Linked DNA regions of Homo sapiens: region 1 is linked to region 2. Evidence: read pairs that join two places in POLR2A ChIA-PET (ENCODE). Cell type or tissue: Panc1. All regions are shown on one strand. Each heading gives the region's core, and the rest is flanking DNA. Links, peaks and the distances in the headings are about the cores only.

Region 1 (8,904 bases), core at 905-8,904, 99 kb before region 2:
ACAAAGAACAGCCTGTAAAATTGAGCTGCACACATGGATAAGCAAGCTGGAAGCAAGCTGGAAGTTTACACGGGTGAATGCCGGTAGCTGTGCCAATAGAAAAGGGCTACCTGGAAGTCAGGATGTTCCACATGGAGGCTCCGTCTTCCCTTTGCTTTGTCACCACATGTACAGTAAAGGAACAGTCAGCATGGCACCAGCCAGGTGGAGAATCCATATGCATAATAAAAGGTTATGGTGGGGTGGCCAGCTTCTTTGCGCTATGTAAATGGCACACCTGATCTGAGCAATCTTTTGGGCCCTATGTAAATCAGACACCACCTCCTCAAGCTAGTCTATAAAACCCTGTGCATTTCAACACAGACCCAGAAGATGTGCTCTTGGGAGCCCCTCTCTCTGCAGGAGAGCGCTTTTCTCTTTCTTTCACCTATTAAACCTCCACTCTTAACCTCATTCCTTGTGTGTCTGCATCCTTGATTTCCTTGGTGTGAGGCAACCTCAGACATTATCCCAGATGAACAACAACGCTTCACTAGGACCACAGGTGATAGTTTTTAAAATTCTTTTTGTAGGGATGGGGTCTTGCTCACTATGTTACCTAAGCTTGTCTTGAACTCCTGGCCTCAAGCAATCCTTCCACCTTTGCCTCCAAACTGCTGTCCTGGGATTACAGGCATGAGCCACCACACCTGGATTATATTCTTTTTTTTTTTTTTTTTTGACATGGAGTTTTGCTTTTCTTGCCCAGGCTGGAGTGCAATTGCACAATCTCAGCTCACTGCAACCTCCGCTTCCTGGGTTCAAGCGATTCTCCTGCCTCAGCCTCCCGACTAGCTGGAATTACAGTCATGTGCCACCACGCCTGGCTAATTTTGTATTTTTAGTAGAGACGGGGTTTCTCCATGTTGGTCAGGCTGGTCTCGAACTCCCTAACTCAGGTGATCTGTCCGCCTCGGTCTCCAAAGTGCTGGGATTATAGGTGTGAGCCCACGCCCAGCCTATATTCACATTTTTAATGAACACAGTCCACTCACTGTTTTCAAAATAAAGTGTTTATTTTTTGTTTGTTTGTTCAATGTTTCTTTGTGATTGGATTTAGTCTGAAGTCTGTTCAACTTACACCATGTCTTTTTATAATGCCGGGCTCCTGTAGAATTGCAGAAAAGAAAAAAGATTATTTAAAGATAACCCAAAACCTGGCTGGGCGCAGTGGCTCACGCCTGTAATCCCAGCACTTTGGGAGGTGGGCGGATCACCTGAGGTCAGGAGTTGGAAACCGGTCTGGACAACATGGCGAAACCCCATCTCTACTAAAAATACAAAAATTAAATGGGCCTGGTGGTACACGCTTGCAATCCCAGCTACTCCAGAGGCTGAGGCACGAAGATCACTTGAACCTGGGATGTGGAGGTTGCAGTAAGCCAAGATCATGCCACTGCACTCTGGTCTGGGTGACAGAGACTCTGTCTAAAAAATAAAAATAAAAAAGAATAAAGATAACCCCAAACCATGTTAATCCCATATATCATCCACTCAACAGATCTTTACTCAGTGTCTACTGTGTTCCAGAGGGTACGAAACGAGCTGGGGATAATAAGATGAATAAGCATGGCACCTTTTCTAAAGGAGCTGTCAGGTCAGTAAGACCTGATGATTTGTATACAGCCTAATACAATAGAAAATGTCATAACAATTTTTTAAAATGCCATCCTATGGAAGAATTCAGGATGGCACGCGTTCACCTTTGACTTCATAAAGGAGGTAGCTTCTGAGCTAAGACTTGAAGAATGAGAATATGATCAGTCATTCAAATGGCAGATGTGACAATGTGGCTTATTCTGGGAAGAGCAAGTTGCTTAGTAAGTTTATGGGCCAGAGTGATGTGAGAACTTGTAGGGGGTAAGATTAGACAGTGTTCAGCTGGGCGTGGTGGCTCACACCTGTAATCCCGTGCTTTGGGAGGCTGAGGCAGGTGGATCACCGGAGGTCAGGAGTTCAAGACCAGCCTGGCCAACATGACAAAACCCCATTTCTACTAAAAATACAAAAATTAGCCAGGCACGGTGGTGGGCACCTGTAGTCCCAGCTACTCAGGAGGCTGAGGCAGGAGAATCACTTGAACCCAGAAGGCAGAGGTTACGGTGAGCCGAGATCACGCCACGGCACTCCAGCCTGGGTGACAGAATGAGACTCCCATCTCAAAAAAAAAAAAAAAAAAGAAAGAAAGAAAAAAAGATTAGACAGTGTTTCAGGCCACTACCTGAAGGCTATTAAAGATCAGAGGGTGTGATTAGATTTAAAAATTAGAAAGATCACTTTGGGTAAGTATGGTGAAAGGTTTGCAGTAAGGGGAAACTGGAAGGAAGGATACCAATATAATTTAGTTGAGTAACAGGGATCTATACCAGATGAGCAAGGATATAAAGAGCTAATTAGAAGCAGAATGGAATGAGAGTCCGCTCTTTGAAGACAACTTCAAATCCTTCCAGCTTCCATGCTCAATTTTGCATAATACACCAGTTCTTCAATCTAAACGTCACACTTCCCCACTTCACTTCCTCCCCTAAGAAGATTATTTCCTGGTTCATTGTGTCAGACACTCTCCTTAATGCCATAGGTTTCCTTTCCCCATGGTCCTTCCATTGCTCCTGTCCAAGCAACCTTCATCCTCCAACATCTACCTTCCCTGCACATGCACTCAGGCTACTAAGTGCTGCCAAAAGAGGCCACCAACTTCACAGGTAGTGCCACAATGAATAAATGGTTGCCAATCTCAAATGGGCTCTCGATGATGCTTAGTCAAAAGACCACTTTCCCCATGTTATCTCACTCTCCTATTCTCTGCAACTACTTTCTTTTCTCAGTTTTCTCAAAATCCCACTTCCCCTTACCCTCTCAGCAGATGACCTTTCCTCTTGCACCAGCAAAAAAGAGAAATTATCAGGTAAGAACTATGCCAGCCTCCTACCACCAAACCTACTGCCTAATCTTTCCCTTCACCTCCCTAGGATCTCCTTTCCTCCTGCCTTCCCAGATATCTCAGCCCATCAAGTACTCCTTTTTTTAATCTCTATCTTCAACCTCTCCCTCTCTACTACCCTTTCTGCTCAGCATTTAATATATGGAAGCCTCTCCCCACAAATTGTCCATTGACTAGCTCCTCCATGTGCTGTTAAATTTACCTACCTCTTTTCTCCTCTGCACTGCCAAATGTCTTGAAGTTGCCTCCCTTCCATCACTCCCCGTCTTCCTCGGCCTAAACTGGCTTCTGTTCCACTCAACCATAGCATCTGTTTCCATTGAGGTCACGAATGGCCCCCGGGTTGCTAAATCAACTCTTTTAATCTTTTAGTCCTTACTTTTCCCTCTCAAAACACTTTCTTCTCTTAGCTTCTGTGACACCACCTTCTCATTTTCTTTTGCCATGAATATTACTGTCTCCCAGGACTCTGTCCTAGGTCCTTTTATCTCCCTACACTATATGGGAGAGAAGGTCTGCAGGGATCTGGAGCACCTCAAAATCAAGTCCAAAACTGAACTCGTCTTCTGTATCAAAACTGTTTCTCCTATCGATCCTCCCCATTTCAGCAAACAGCAGCAATACCCCATTGGTTAATCCAGAAATAGGATTTATGCTTCACTCCTTATTTCCATTTCCCAAAACACTCAGTTGATTCACCAAGTCTTGTTAATTCTATCACCTCAATATCATTCAATTTCTTACATTTGTTTTCATCCATCCCCATTGCTACTGGCCTCACCTTGTGATCACCATCTCTCACTTGGATGATCAGAACAACTTTCCAACTGGTTTTCCCTGCATTTATGTCAGTTTTTCTCAATCATTTTTTCCACTATCACCCCCTATGGAGCATGTTAGATTTTTTTCCCCAAATTGTTCCTTCCCCTACCATAAAATTTTAATACCACAAATGTACTATATATCTGCTCATGTATGTATAGCTATGCTTTGTACATAAAAAAGTAAGATCTTTTTATCCCCCAAGAACCAATTTTTGTCCCCTTTAAGGATAATATTGATTCCATTGAGAATGAATAATTTACACTCACTATCTTTAATTTGTTCTCCGCCATGTAGCCAGCGTGATCTTTAAAAAACAAATCCAATCATGTCATTTCCCCATTTAAAACACTTCAATGACATCTCATGGTCCTTAGGATGAGATCCAAATCTTCACCGAGAGCTGAAATAGTGCAAATAATCTCATCCGCACTCTCACCTCACTCACTTATGCCCTATATTTCAGGCTTCTCCAAACGGTTTTCATTTCAATTTTCTCTTGCCTCTTATTTTCTCTACTTGGAATATGGTATTCTTCCCCTCCCTCCACGCATCCTCGGGTTACAGCTCACAGTCATTCCAGTAACCCTTGGGCTACCTTGGGACCCCATAGCTTACTCCAAGTGCTTACTCCAAGTGCCTTTTTCTTTCCCTTGACCAATATTGAACACGTTTAACTATTTGAACTTTTAAAAAGTTAGCATAAGAATCAATATAAACACATATATTAGCTTTAATTGACACTTTTTTTTCCCAAGAAACACTTTACAACTTAAAAAAGAAAAAAAAGGTCAATCCCATTTTATTTTACTTTTTTTTTTTTTTTTTTTTTGAGACAGTCTCGCTCTGTCACTCAGGCTGCAGTTCAGTGGCATGATCTTGGCTTACTGCAACTTCTGCCTCCCAAGTTGAAGCGATTCTTTTGCCTCAGCCTCCTGAGTAGCTGGAATTACAGGTGTATGCTACTAGGTTCGGCTAATTTTTTGTATTTTTAGTAGAGACAGGGTTTCACCATGTTGGCCAGGCTGGCATTGAACTCCTGACCTCAAGCAATCCTCCTGCCTCATCCTCCCAAAGTACTGGGATTACAGGCGTGAGCCACGCACTCCACCACAAAAGCTGATCCCATTTTTTATACGTGATCCCAGCTGTGTTAAATAAAGCCTAGAGGAAACTTCTGAAATGTCTTTATGAACGTTAGGATTATCAGTATTTATTGTATATTTTCCATATTTTTTATTCTAAGCTTTTCTTACATTTATAATAGTAGAAAGGAGAAAATAAAGTAAAAACTACAACTGTCAAAAAACATCCTGTAGGTTATTTTTTTAAGGTGAATATATCAAAGCATATAAATCTAGGATCATTTACTATCACCATGTACGAGAGCTATCTGCTTCAATTCTCTTTATCCCTCTTCTACAAACTGGTTTGCATAAGCAGGGGCTTTAGAGAAAATATGCCCTTCTCCCAAATCCTTTGGCAGAATTATGAGGTGGTAATTAGATTGCATAGGGAAATCTAAAAACAAAACAAACTAACAACAACATAAACCTAGGAATGAATTTATCCAAAGAAGTGAAAGATCTCTACAAGGAACACTATACAACACTAATTAAAGAAATTGAAGAGGGCACCAAAAAATGGAAAGGTAGATATCCCATACTCGTGGATTGGAATAATCAACATTGTTAAAATGTCTGTACTACCCAAAGGAATCTACAGATTCAATACAATCCTTATCACAATACCAGTGACATTCTTCACAAAAATAGAAAAAAAAATTCTAAGATGTATATGGAACTACAAAAGATCCCACATAGCTGCCAGTGTCTTCAACAAATTGTGCTGGGAAAACCGGATATCCATATGCAGAAGAATGAAACTAGATCCCCATCTTTCACTATATATAAAAATCAACTCGAAATGGATTAAAGATTAAATGTAAGACCTGAAACTATAAAACTATTAAAAGAAAACATTGGGGAAATGATAGAGGACATCGGTCTGGGCAAAGATTTTTTTGGGTAAGATCTCAAAAGCACAGGCAACAAAAACATAGAAAGACAGATGGGATTATGTTGAGCTACAAAAGCTTCTGTAGAGCAAAGGAAGCAATTAAAAAAGTGAAGAGACAACCTACAGAGTAGGAGAAAATATCTGCAAACTATCCATATGACAGAGTTTGGATATTCGTCCCCCCAACTCTCATGTTGAAATGTGATTCCCAGTGTTGGACGTGGGGCCTGGTGGGAGGTGATTGGATCATAATGGCAAATTTCTCACGAATCGTTTAGCATCATCCTGTTGATGCTGTCCTCACAATGTTGCAGGATTTTTAAGGAATCAGAGAGACCGATGGGGTTCAGGAGAATATTTATTATTTAGGTGCTCCGGCCCAGTCAGATTAACATCCAAAGGACTGAGCCCTGAACAAAGAGTTAAGTTAGCTTTTAAGCATTTCGTGGGGCAGGGGGAGATCTGTGCAGGGGGAAGCATATTACAGAAGCAAGAAACAAAGACAGTTATTCAGTCAAGACATGCATTACATCATTTCTTACTTTTCAAGGAAAAACATGTTTTGCGACTTGAGTTTATCTGTCTAGTGACCTTGCAGCTGCACAGCTAGGGAAACAGGGTCTTCACAATGCCTGGGAAGGGAGGAGAGCTAACACTCACTAGCCACCAGAAAAACAGGCAGTGAATTTTTAAAGGACTCCAGCTCTTTCTCTTTCTCAGGGGGAATTGGGTTTTCTTACGTACAACTGAGTTTCTGCTTACACACTCTTTGATTTCTTTTAATTCCTTTTCTAACAACAATGAGTTCCTGAGAGATCTGGTTGTTTAAAACAGTGTGTGGCATCTCCTCCACCTCTCTCTCTTGCTCTCTTGCCATGTGATGTGCCTGCTCCTGCTTTGCTTTCTGCTATGAGTGAAAGTTCCTTGAGGCCTCCCCAGAAGCCAAGCAATGCTGGTGCCATGCTTCCTGTACAGTCTGCAGAACTATGAGCCATTTACACCTTTTTTCTTTATAAATTACCCAGACTCAGGATTTTCTTTATAGCAACACAAGAATGGCCTAACACACCATCTAACAAGGGATTCATAACCAGAATATATAAGGAACTCAAACAATTCAATAGCAAAAAACCCATAACCTGATTAAAAAATGGACAGGCTGGGCGCAGTGGCTCACACCTGTAATCCCAGCACTTTGGGAGACCAAGGTGGGTGGATCACAAGGTCAGAAGTTCAAGATCACCCTGGCCAACATGGTGACACCCCCTCTCTACTAAAAATACAAAAAAATTAGCTGGGTGTGGTGGTGCACACCTGTAATCCCAGCTACTCAGGAGGCTGAGGCAGGAGAATTGCTTGAACCTGGGAGGCGGAGGTTGCACTGAGTCGAGATCGCACCACTGCACTCCAGCCTGGGTGACACAGCAAGACTCCATCTCAAAAAAATAAAATGGACAAAAAGGCCAGGCACGCCTAAAGTACCTGCACTTTGAGAGGCCAAGGTGAGCGGATCACTTGAGCACAGGAGTTCAAGACCAGCCTGGGCAACATGGTGAAACCCAGTCGCTACAAAAAATACAAAAAAATTAGCTGAGCATGGTGGCACTCGCCTTTGGTCCTAGCTATTTGGGTCATCCTGAGGTGGAATGATCACTTGAGCCCAGGATGTGGAAGCCCAGATCACCTCCAGACTGGGTGACCCCAATTCAAAAAAAAAAAAAATTTAAAAAAAGGGCCAGAGATCTGTATAGACATTTCTCAAAGGAAGACATATGAATGGCCATTAGATATGTGAAAAAATGCTCAACCATAATTAGGGAAATGTAAACCAATACCACATTAAGATATCTCACCCCAGTTAAAATGTTCATTTGAAAAAAAAGAAAAAATAACAAATGCTTGTGAGGATGTGGAGAAAGGGGAACGCTCATCCACCATTGGTAGGAATGTACAGTAGTACAACCACTATGAAGAACACCATGAAGGTTCCTCAAGAAACTACACATAGAATTATCATACAATCCAGCAATCCCTTTGCAACCTGTGTCCATCAACAGATAAATGGATATAGAAAATGTGGTATGTATGGACAATATTATGAAAAAGAATGGGATTCTGTCATTTGTAGCAACATGGATGGAACTGGAGGTCATTAATGTAAGTGAAATAAGCCAAGCCTAGAAAGACAAATATTGAATGTTCTCACTCATATGTGGGAGATTAAAAAATGGGTCTCATGGAGGCAGAGTAGAAAGGTGGTTACAAGGCTGGGAAGGGAAGGGGAGAGTAGGAAATTCAGAAAAGTTAGTTAATGGTTACAAGAATACATTTAGATACAAGGAATAAGTTCTAGTATTTGATAGTACAGTAGGTAAATTATAGTTAACAATAACATATAATAATATACTTATATATACTTCTAACTTGCTATATCTTATTTTGAAATATATAACTATATTTTGAAATATATGTATATTCAAATACCCTGATTTGACCATTATACTTTGCATACATGTATCAAAATAGCACATTACAAGTACATTATCAATAAAAATAATAAAGTTATTTGTTGAATGAATGGCCTGTGGCTTTTCAATTCACTTGTGTGTTTAGGCAGCAAAAAATTATTTCTCCATTTGGCCTTAAGTGGAGACCCACTGGCCTGAATCTTAGGAAGCCTGGGTTCATTTTTATTTTTATGAAGAATGTAAAACATACTTCTAAGATGAGATGCATTGATAAGCTGTTACAGGTTTGAAAATCCTGAATGTTTATGGTAAAAAGCCATTTTGGAAGTTGAAGTGTAAATGTTTTAAATGTTTATTTTTGTAAATACTGAGTTTGTGTTTAACATCTGAGCCTCAGGTACTAAATACTACCTCTTGTCATTTTGAAAATAATGTTGGGTGCAGTGGCTCAGGCCTGTAATCAGCACTTTGGGAAGTGGAGACAGGCCAATCACCTGAGGTCAGAAGTTCAAGACCAGCCTGGCCAACACAGCGAAACAGTCTTTACTGAAAAATACAAAAATTAGCCGGGTGTGGTGGTGGGTGCCTGTAATCCCAGCTACTTGGGAGGCTGAG
Region 2 (9,029 bases), core at 321-8,320:
AACAGACTAATTGTTTAATGGAAAATGAATATAACTTTTTAAAACACACTGTCAAGAGGATGAGAAGACAAGCTTCAGACTGGTAGAAAATATTTGCAATAGATATATGTGATAAAGGACTATTAACTAAAATACAAAGAACTCTTAAAACTCAATAATAAGAAAACAAATAACCTGATTAAAAAATGGCAAGAGACCTGAACAGATACCTCACCAAAGAAGATATACAGAGGCAAGTAAGTATATGGAAAGGAGCTCAATATCATATGTCATTAGAGAAATGCAAATTAAAACAACAATGATGAGATTCTACCACACAGCTATTGGAATGGCCAAAATCCAAAACACTGACATCTCCAAAGGCTGACAAGGATGTGGAACAACAGGAGCTCTCATTCATTGTTGGCGGGAATGAAAAATGGTACAGCTACTTTGGAAGAGCGTTTGGCAACTTCTTACAAAACTAAACCTACTGTTACCATATAATCCAGCAATCATGTTCCTTGGTATTTACTCAAATGAGTTGAAACCTTACGTCCACATAAAAACCTGCACATGAATGTTTATAGCAGCTTTATTCACAATTGCCAAAAATTGGAAGCAATCAAGATGTCCTTCAGTAGCTGAATAAATAAACTGTAGGACGTCCAGATAAGGGGATGCTAAAAAGAAATGCAAAAAAGTGCTACAAAGAAATGAGCTATCAAACCATGAAAAACATGGGAAAAGCTTTAAATGCCTATTGCTAAGTGAAAGAAGTCAATCTGAAAACCTATATCACAGGTTCAATTCTGTGATATAAAGCAACACATCACAAAGCGTTTTTACAGATAGCTTGTTTCTAGTTTTTAGGGCTGGATATTCATATTTTCTTATAAAAGGTCAATAGGTTCGGAAACGTCACTTCTTAGATTCTAAAAAAAGAGTGTTCCGAACTTGTTAAATGCAAATTCAACTACGATTTCAACTATGTGATCTCTGGAAAAGGTAAAACTATTGAGACAATAAAAAGATCAGTGGTTCCCAGGGGAAGGTTTGATTTCAACTATATGATCTCTAGAAAAGGTAAAACTATTGAGACAGTAAAGATCAGTGGTTACCAGGGGAAGGAGGGATGAATGGCAAAGCACTGAGAATTTTAAGGCAATGAAACTTCTGTAGGATTCTACCATGGTGGATGTATATCATTATATATTTGTTCAAACCCATAGCATGTAAAACACCAAGACTGAACACTAATGTAAGCTATGGACTATATCAATGTAGGTTCAGTGGTTGTAACAAATATACCACTCTGGTGTGGGATGTTGACAGTGGGGGAGGCTGTACATGGTGTTGGTGCAGGGGGCGTATGGGAATTCTATGTACTTTCTGTTCAGTTTTGCTATGAACCTAAAACACCTCTAGAAAGTAAACTCCCTTTCAAAAAAGAAAAAGATAATATGTGTGGAGACCCTAGAGAAAAAAAAGGACCATAAATCTAGAAAAACTAGCCCACTACACTCTGAGACTAACCATTTGTCAAAACAGCAAATGTACACTTAAGATTTGTACATTTCATTGTAGATGTTATATGTAGATGTTATAACAAAAGAAAACCTATAAACAAATACTGAATTCTAGTTGTGATATGCATGCTGAAATATTTACAGGGGAAGTGAACTCATGTCTGCAATTTATTTGAAATGCATCAAAAGTGGATGGATTAAGATATAGATAAAAGAATAGATGGATGGATGGATGGATGCATGGTAGACAGACAGACATATGATAAGGCCAGTTGAGTATATTGAAAATAGAAGAATCTGGGTGATGAGTATATTGGTTGTTCACTGTAAAATTCTTTCAACTTGCTATCTGTCTGAATTTTTTCATAATAAAATATTGGGATAAACTATATTCAAAACAAGGGTGCAGCTTCCACTTGTTTTTGAGATATATTAGTGCCAAACATTTTAATGACCTTGGCAGTTATGGTGGGACAGAACACTTAAGCTAATAACTGAATCGTCACCTTGCTTAAATTAAAAACTCAAAGAAGTTTTTTCAGACCTCCAAGTCCTTAAACAGTTTATGAAGAATGTTTGTGAAATGGAAGATTGCTTATGCTCATCTTAAAGCCACTTAGTGCTGGCACAAGCCTCAGTCCTCAGAATCATCTATAATGCATGCACCGTGTGCCCTCAGCAGTGTTTTTTCTCTTTTCTTGACGTCAGTTGCCATTTGTAAGGGTTTCCAAGGTAGTGACCAGACACATCTAAAGGCAAGCCTACAAGAAAGAACAACATACTTATTTTTCCCTTTTAGCCTCAAATATATTTAAAATGCATAACACATTCAGTTTGATGAAATTCTACTTCAGAGAGAACCAAACTTCACAGTACAGAAAAGAGCTCCCTACTCTTGTCTCTGCAGCTCCGCTTTTAATGACTGGATTTGTTTAAAAAAAAAAAAAACTATGTAGACTTCTCTTTACACCACAGTTTCCCTCTGCCCCCAGGGAAAAAATGTGAGAAGGTGCTAGGTATATTTTAAAAATAATTTTGGTAAAGTCAGTAGAAAGACCTAGTTTACCTCAAAAGTCAGCATGGGAAAAATTTGGATCTGTTCAAAATAGGAATATATCATGTTCCTTGGAAAGTATGTGATTTTTAAAAATTAATTAAGACATAATACTTAGGCCTATCAATCGGTATGGTTAATTGACATATTTCTACCTGGACAGATGTTACATTGTATGAGTTGTATATTTTATATAAATAAAAGGTAAGTTTGGCTAGGTGTGGTGGCCCGTGCCTGTAATCCTAACACTTTGGGAGGCTAAGGCAGGAGGATCTTTTGAGCCCAGGAGTTCAAGACTAATCTGGGCAACATAGGGAGACCCCCATCTCTACAAAAAAATTAAAAATAAAAAAATTAGCCAGACCTGGTGGTGCATACCTGTAGTCCCAGCTACTGTGGTGGGAGGATCACCTGAGTCCAGGGGGTTCAAAGCTTCAGTGAGCCATGATTGCGTCACTGCACTCCAGCCTGGGCAACAGAGTAAGACTCTGTCTTAAAGATAGATAAATAAATAAATAAGGGTAAGTTTTATAACTGTACACATTTAACATGTATGTTTTTATTTGTGGCAGCAATAAATAAACCATTATGGATCAAGGAGGAACCCCATCACAGTTTTTAAACCTACACTCAAGCCAGGTTGAGTAATGTGGTGCTTACAGTCCCAGTTACTTGGGAGGCCGAGGTGGGAGGATTGCTTGAGAACAGGAGTTGGAGGCCAGCCTGGGCAACATAGCAAGACTCTGTACTTTTCTGTTTATTTATTTATTTATTTTAGAAATGGGATCTGCTATCTTGTTGTTTAAAAACAACAACACAACAACAAGGAAATAAATTCATTTGGCCCATCGCCATCCTATTTAAGCTTCTGATTTTTTTTTTCTTTTAAGAGACAAGGTTGGAGTGCAGTGGTGTATCACAGCTCACTGCAACCTCAAACTTCTGGGCTCAAGAAATCCTCTTGCTTCTGCCTTCCAAGTATTTGGGACTACAGGCGTGCACCACCATGCCCAGCTAATTTGTTTTTTTACTTTTAGTAGAAACAAGATCTTGCTATGTTGCCCAGGCTGGTCTTTAACTTCTGGCCTCAAGCAATCCTCCCCTGTTGGCTTCCCAAAGTGCTGGAATTAAAGGTGGGAGCCACTGAGGCCGGCCAGTTTCTGATTTTTTTAAAAAACTTTCAATTGATTAATTTATTTTGGGGGGAAATCTCACTGTGTTGCTCAAGCTGGTCTGAACTCCTGGGCTCAAGGAATCCTCCTGCCTCAGGCTCCCAAGGAGCTGGAATTACAGGTGTAGCCGCTATGCCTGGTTTAAGCTTCTAATTTTCATGCGCACTCATTTAACTAAGATATATTAAATGCTTTCTGTTTTTCAGGTGTTATGCTGACAATAGGTAGCTGAGTATGTGCCTCTTCTCCAGGGACTTGCAATCTAGTTGGAAAGACGGCATGTAAATAACTTTTTAGGGATATGTGACAAGCAGTCCATTTGGGCTGCTGTAATAAAATACCTTAGATTGGGTGATTTATAAATAACAGAAATTTTCTTCTCACAGCATTGAACATTGAACGGGCCATACTAACAAGTGCTGCGAGAAGCCTTTGATTCTGCCTGGAAAGATCTGGAAAGGCCAAACCCCTGTCCTCAGTTCCTTGTAGAGACAACAGGGTAATCTTTTTTTTTTTTTTTTTTTTTGAGACAGAGTTTTGCTCTCATCACCCAGGCTAGAGTGCAATGGTGCAATCTCGGCTCACTGCAACTTCTGCCTCCCGGGTTCAAGCGATTCTCCTGCCTCAGCCTCCCAAGTAGCTGGGATTACAGGCACGTGCCACCATGCCCGGCTAATTTTGTATTTTTAGTAGAGATGGGGTTTCTCCATGTTGGTCAGGCTGGTCTCAAGCTCCTGACCTCAGGTGATTTGCCCGCCTCGGCCTCCCAAAGTGCTGGGATTATAGGTGTGAGCCACCGCGTCTGGCCTAGCAGCAGGGTAATCTTTGTACCGGGGTTGGAAACTGGTAGCCTACGGACTATATCAGGATTCAAAACTCATTTTGTTTGGTCTACATAGGATTTTGAAAATCCGAGAATATCTTATATAAAAATTCAGATTTGTGGAGTTTTCTGAAAAGTTGCAAGATCTGGCAATTCTGGGCTACAATCAACTGGATCTAGACAAGCTGCTTTCAGTTTGTTTTATAACCAAACTGCATGACCACTGACTAATTATATTGCCTTTCAGCAGTTGACCTTCTGTCCCGTTAAGTGGGATTGATAATACCACGTTTGCGTTTTTTGAAAGTGGATTCTGTAAGAGCAGGGAGTGGAGCAGTATTTCTCAAAATGTGGTCTACAGCTACCTTTGTCAGTATCATGTACAACAGTTCTTCCCAACATTTACTGTGGGTATGAATCACCTGGCTATTCTGCAGACTGTGCTCTTTCAAAGTCATACAGTGCATCATTCAACAAAGGAGTCACTAGTCACATGTGACTACTTCAGTTTAAATTAATTCACATTCAACTCCTCAGCATACTAGTCACATTTCAAATGCTCAACAGCTACATGTTCCTGTGGCTACATCACTGGACAGTGCAATAGAACATTTCCATCATCACAGAAAGCTTCATTCGATAGTGCTGTACACAACATTGTCTCAGTCCTTAATGCCTGCCATCACAAAATACCTTAGACTGAGTAACTTATAAACAACAAAAATGTATTTCTCACAGTTCTATAGGCTGGAAAGTCCAAGATCAAGGCACTGGCAGATTCAGTATCTAGAAGACACCTGCTCAGAGTATCCTTACAGGGTGGAAGGGGAAAAGCAGCTCCCTGGGACCCTCTTTTATAAACGTACTAATCCCATTCATGATGGCTTTCCCCTGGTGACCTAATCACCTCCCAAAGACTTTATCTCCTAATAACCATCACATTGGTGATTTCAAAACAAGAATTTTGAGGGGATGACATTCAGGCCATAGCAAACATTGTCTAAGTCCACCTGAAACCACTCATCACCTAGGGATGTCATTTTGTTTGATCTACTATGCTTTATTGATTAGGGTTGATTGTCTTTAAAATTAGATGTGGACATTTAGAAAATTAATCAGTCACAATTGGTTTTTTGTCATATAGAGAGTCAAATGCTTTATGTCCAATAAAAAAGAATCTTAAAGGTTTTTGTTTGTTTTTTTGTTTTTTGTTTTTTTGAGATGGAGTCTCACTCTGTTGCCCAGGCTGGAGTGCAGTGGCACGATCTCGGCTCACCACAAGCTCCGCCTCCTGGGTTCACGCCATTCTCCTGCCTCAGCCTCCTGAGTAGCTGGGACTACAGGTGCGTGTCACCATGCCTGGCTAATTTTTTGTATTTTTAGTAGAGACGGGGTTTCACCATGTTAGCCAGGATGGTCTCGATCGCCTGACCTCATGATCCACCTGCCTCAGCCTCCCAAAGTGCTGGGATTACGGGTGTGAGCCACTGCGCCTGGCCAAGATTTCGATTTTATTGCTCTGTGGGACATTAGTCAGTTCTCTGTTCTCTATATAACTCTGCAATTTTATCTAGCATTCTTTTCTTCTACTGGTGACATGTACACACACACACACACACACACACACACACACACACATACATACACACACGCACTTATCAGCAATCTTCTATCCTCCTCTTTAAACCAGCTGGTTTTGTCACAAATGAAGTAGGTAAGTCTTAGACTATATATTTGTATGAAAATCATGTTTTAACTTTTTGAAATTTGTATTTTGATAGGAGCAAACTATTTGAATTTATACTTTGGGAAACCTATTTAACTTTGTAAAGCCTCAAGTTTGCTCATTTGTAAAGTGAGGAATAGTTTCTAAAACAGAGAGTTTTCTCATTGGATTCTTGAAAATTAAATGGGATAATGAATATAAAACATTTAGTGCAGCTCTTGGCATGTAAAATTGCTAAATAAATATCATTATTATTTAAGAAAGCTTTCTCAACTGTATTTCTGGATGTCTAAGCATCTCAATTCCTACTTTTGTGTTGCTCCATTCAAATGCTGGAAGTTCCAACTGTATTCTGGGCACAACGCCTGCATCTCCCAACTTTGGCTTCACTCTGTCTGCACTCAGCACCTTTTTCATCCTTTCTGTAGCAATGGGAGTTTTCTGGCCAATATCTGGCTTCAAATTGAGAGAGAACGTCTTCCAGGCTGAGAACAACTAAGAATCCTCCTTCCCGGCATCCTGCTTTTCTTTCCCTCCCCCTTCCCCTCCACCCCTTCCTGCCAGCAGAAGTCATTGACTCCATACTTCCTGCCTTGCACTATAAACACTCTCTCCAGCTGTGGCCTGCTTTCACTGGAGGTTTAACTATTTAATTGCTAAAGACCCTTTTCCCAGAACAATGCACAGTCTTATCCTGGGGTTGGGGAGCAGTTCACAGAATGTTCTCTCTGCTCTCTTAAGCCTCCTAATGCATTCTACAATGTCCATTTGTACCGTTCATATATAAAATTAATTTTTGTTGCTGTTAATTTTGGGAATGGTGCCAAAAAGAATTTTCCTATAGCTCAGAACTGTTTATTGAGGATCTCCTAGGTGTGTAATACTGAAATTTATTTTTCATCTAAGGAGCTAGCTGATGAGAAAAAGAGAGAGGAAAATTTTGTTCTGCTTTCCAGAGTTTATACAACCAGACTAAGAAAACTCAATCTAGATTATAACTTGACAGAGCCTTGGCATGGAAGCACGGTTCAGATATTATGCAATAAAGATAACAAAGACAGTGTTGAGTTAGAGAGAGAATAAAATAGAGACATACAGGAGAGAGGTAAGCAGACCACTCAGGGTGGCCTTCCAGGGTCCAAAGTGTGGCCCTCAGCTTTATTGGCCCAGAAACTCCTATTTTCATTTAGACATCAGAATCTTCTGAGGGATATTTGATCATATCTCTGCAAATTGAAGTGCAGTATGTTTTATCTTCAGTGACAGTGGGGTAGAGAAAGGCAACAATCCCAGTTCTGCATTTTCTAGCTATACAATCTGGGGCAAATGATTTTACATTCTTGTGCCTGGTGTCTGTCAGGCCTCTGAGCTCAAGCTAAGCCATCATATCCCCTGTGACCTGCACATATATATCCAGATGGCCTGAAGCAAGTGAAGAATCACAAAAGAAGTGGAAATGGCTGGTTCCTGACTTAACTGATGACATTACCTTGTGAAATTCCTTCTCCTGGCTCAGCTACTCCTCCACTGAGCACCTTGTGACCCCCGCCCCTGCCCGCCAGAGAACAACCCCCTTTTGACTGTAATTTTCCTTTACCTACCCAAATCTTATAAAACGGCCCCACCCTATCTCCCTTTGCTGACTCTCTTTTCGGACTCAGCCTGCCTGCACCCAGGTGAAATAAACAGCCTTGTTGCTCACACAAAGCCTGTTGGTGGTCTCTTCACACAGACGCGTGTGACATTTGGTGCCGAAACCCAGGACAGGAGGACTCCTTCGGGAGACCGGTCCCCTGTCCTCACCCTCACTCCATGAGGAGATCCACCTGTGAACTGGGGTCGTCAGACCAAACAACCCAAGGAACATCTCACCAATTTCAAATCAGGTAAGTGGTCTTTTCACTCTCTTCTCCAGCCTCTCTCGCTACCCTTCAATCTCCCTGTCCTTCCAATTCCAGTTCTTTTTCCTCTCTAGTAGAGACAAAGGAGACACATTTTATCCGTGGACCCAAAACTCCGGCGCTGGTCATGGACTCGGGAAGACAGTCTTCCCTTGGTGTTTAATCCCTGCGGGGACGCCTGCCTGATTATTCACCCACATTTCACTGGTGTCTGATCACCACGGGGACACCTCCTTGGTCATTCACCCACATTCCCTTGGTGGCAAGTCAATTGCGGGGTTGCCTGCTTTGGCTGCTCACCCACACTGCAGCCCAGGGCTGCTCACCACCCCCTTCTCCGTGTCTCTACCCTCTCTTTTCTCTGGGCTTGCCTCCTTCACTATGGGCAACCTTCCACCCTCCATTCCCCCTTCTTCTCCCTTAGCCTGTGTTCTCAGAAACTTAAAACCTCTTCAACTCTCACCTGACCTAAAACCTAAGCATCTTATTTTCTTCTGCAACACCGCTTGGGCCCCAATACAAACTCGATAATGGTTCTAAATTGCCAGAAAATAGCACTTTTGATTTCTCCATTTTACAAGACCTGGATGAATTTTGTCAAAAAATGGGCGAATGGGTCTGAGGTGCTCGACGTCCAGGCATTCTTTTACACATTGGTCCCTCCCTAGTCTCTGCTCCTAATGCGACTCACCCGATATCCTTCTTCTTTCTCTCCTGTCTGTTCCTTAAGTCTGCATCCCAAGCTCTGAGTCCTTTGAATCCTCCTTTTCTACAGACCCATCTGACCTCTCCCCTCCTCCCCAGGCTGTTCCTCGCCAGGCCGAGCCAGGTCCCAATTCTTCCTC

What was found. Peaks named below come from ENCODE experiments on the same cell type or tissue, not always from the same donor. Only the 100,000 strongest peaks of a DNase experiment are listed, where the experiment ranks them.
Region 1: POLR2A ChIA-PET joins it to region 2 with 11 read pairs; 3 of 35 experiments call an interaction of 5 or more read pairs at or near these places.

The regions. Positions count from the first base shown.
Region 1 is chr3:179,624,905-179,633,808 of GRCh38, reverse strand. NDUFB5 (NADH:ubiquinone oxidoreductase subunit B5) reads right to left here. Exons shown (of 6, transcript NM_002492.4): 6 at 6,162-8,904. Among named protein-coding and RNA genes, the nearest start is that of USP13, 24 kb to the left of the region's middle. In Panc1, for the core only: no CTCF peak of the experiment used is centred there; no DNase peak of the experiment used is centred there.
Region 2 is chr3:179,524,957-179,533,985 of GRCh38, reverse strand. It overlaps a transcript of GNB4 not described here. Among named protein-coding and RNA genes, the nearest start is that of ACTL6A, 33 kb to the left of the region's middle. RefSeq lists an enhancer at 6,613-7,163. In Panc1, for the core only: no CTCF peak of the experiment used is centred there; a DNase peak (open chromatin) is centred at 5,017.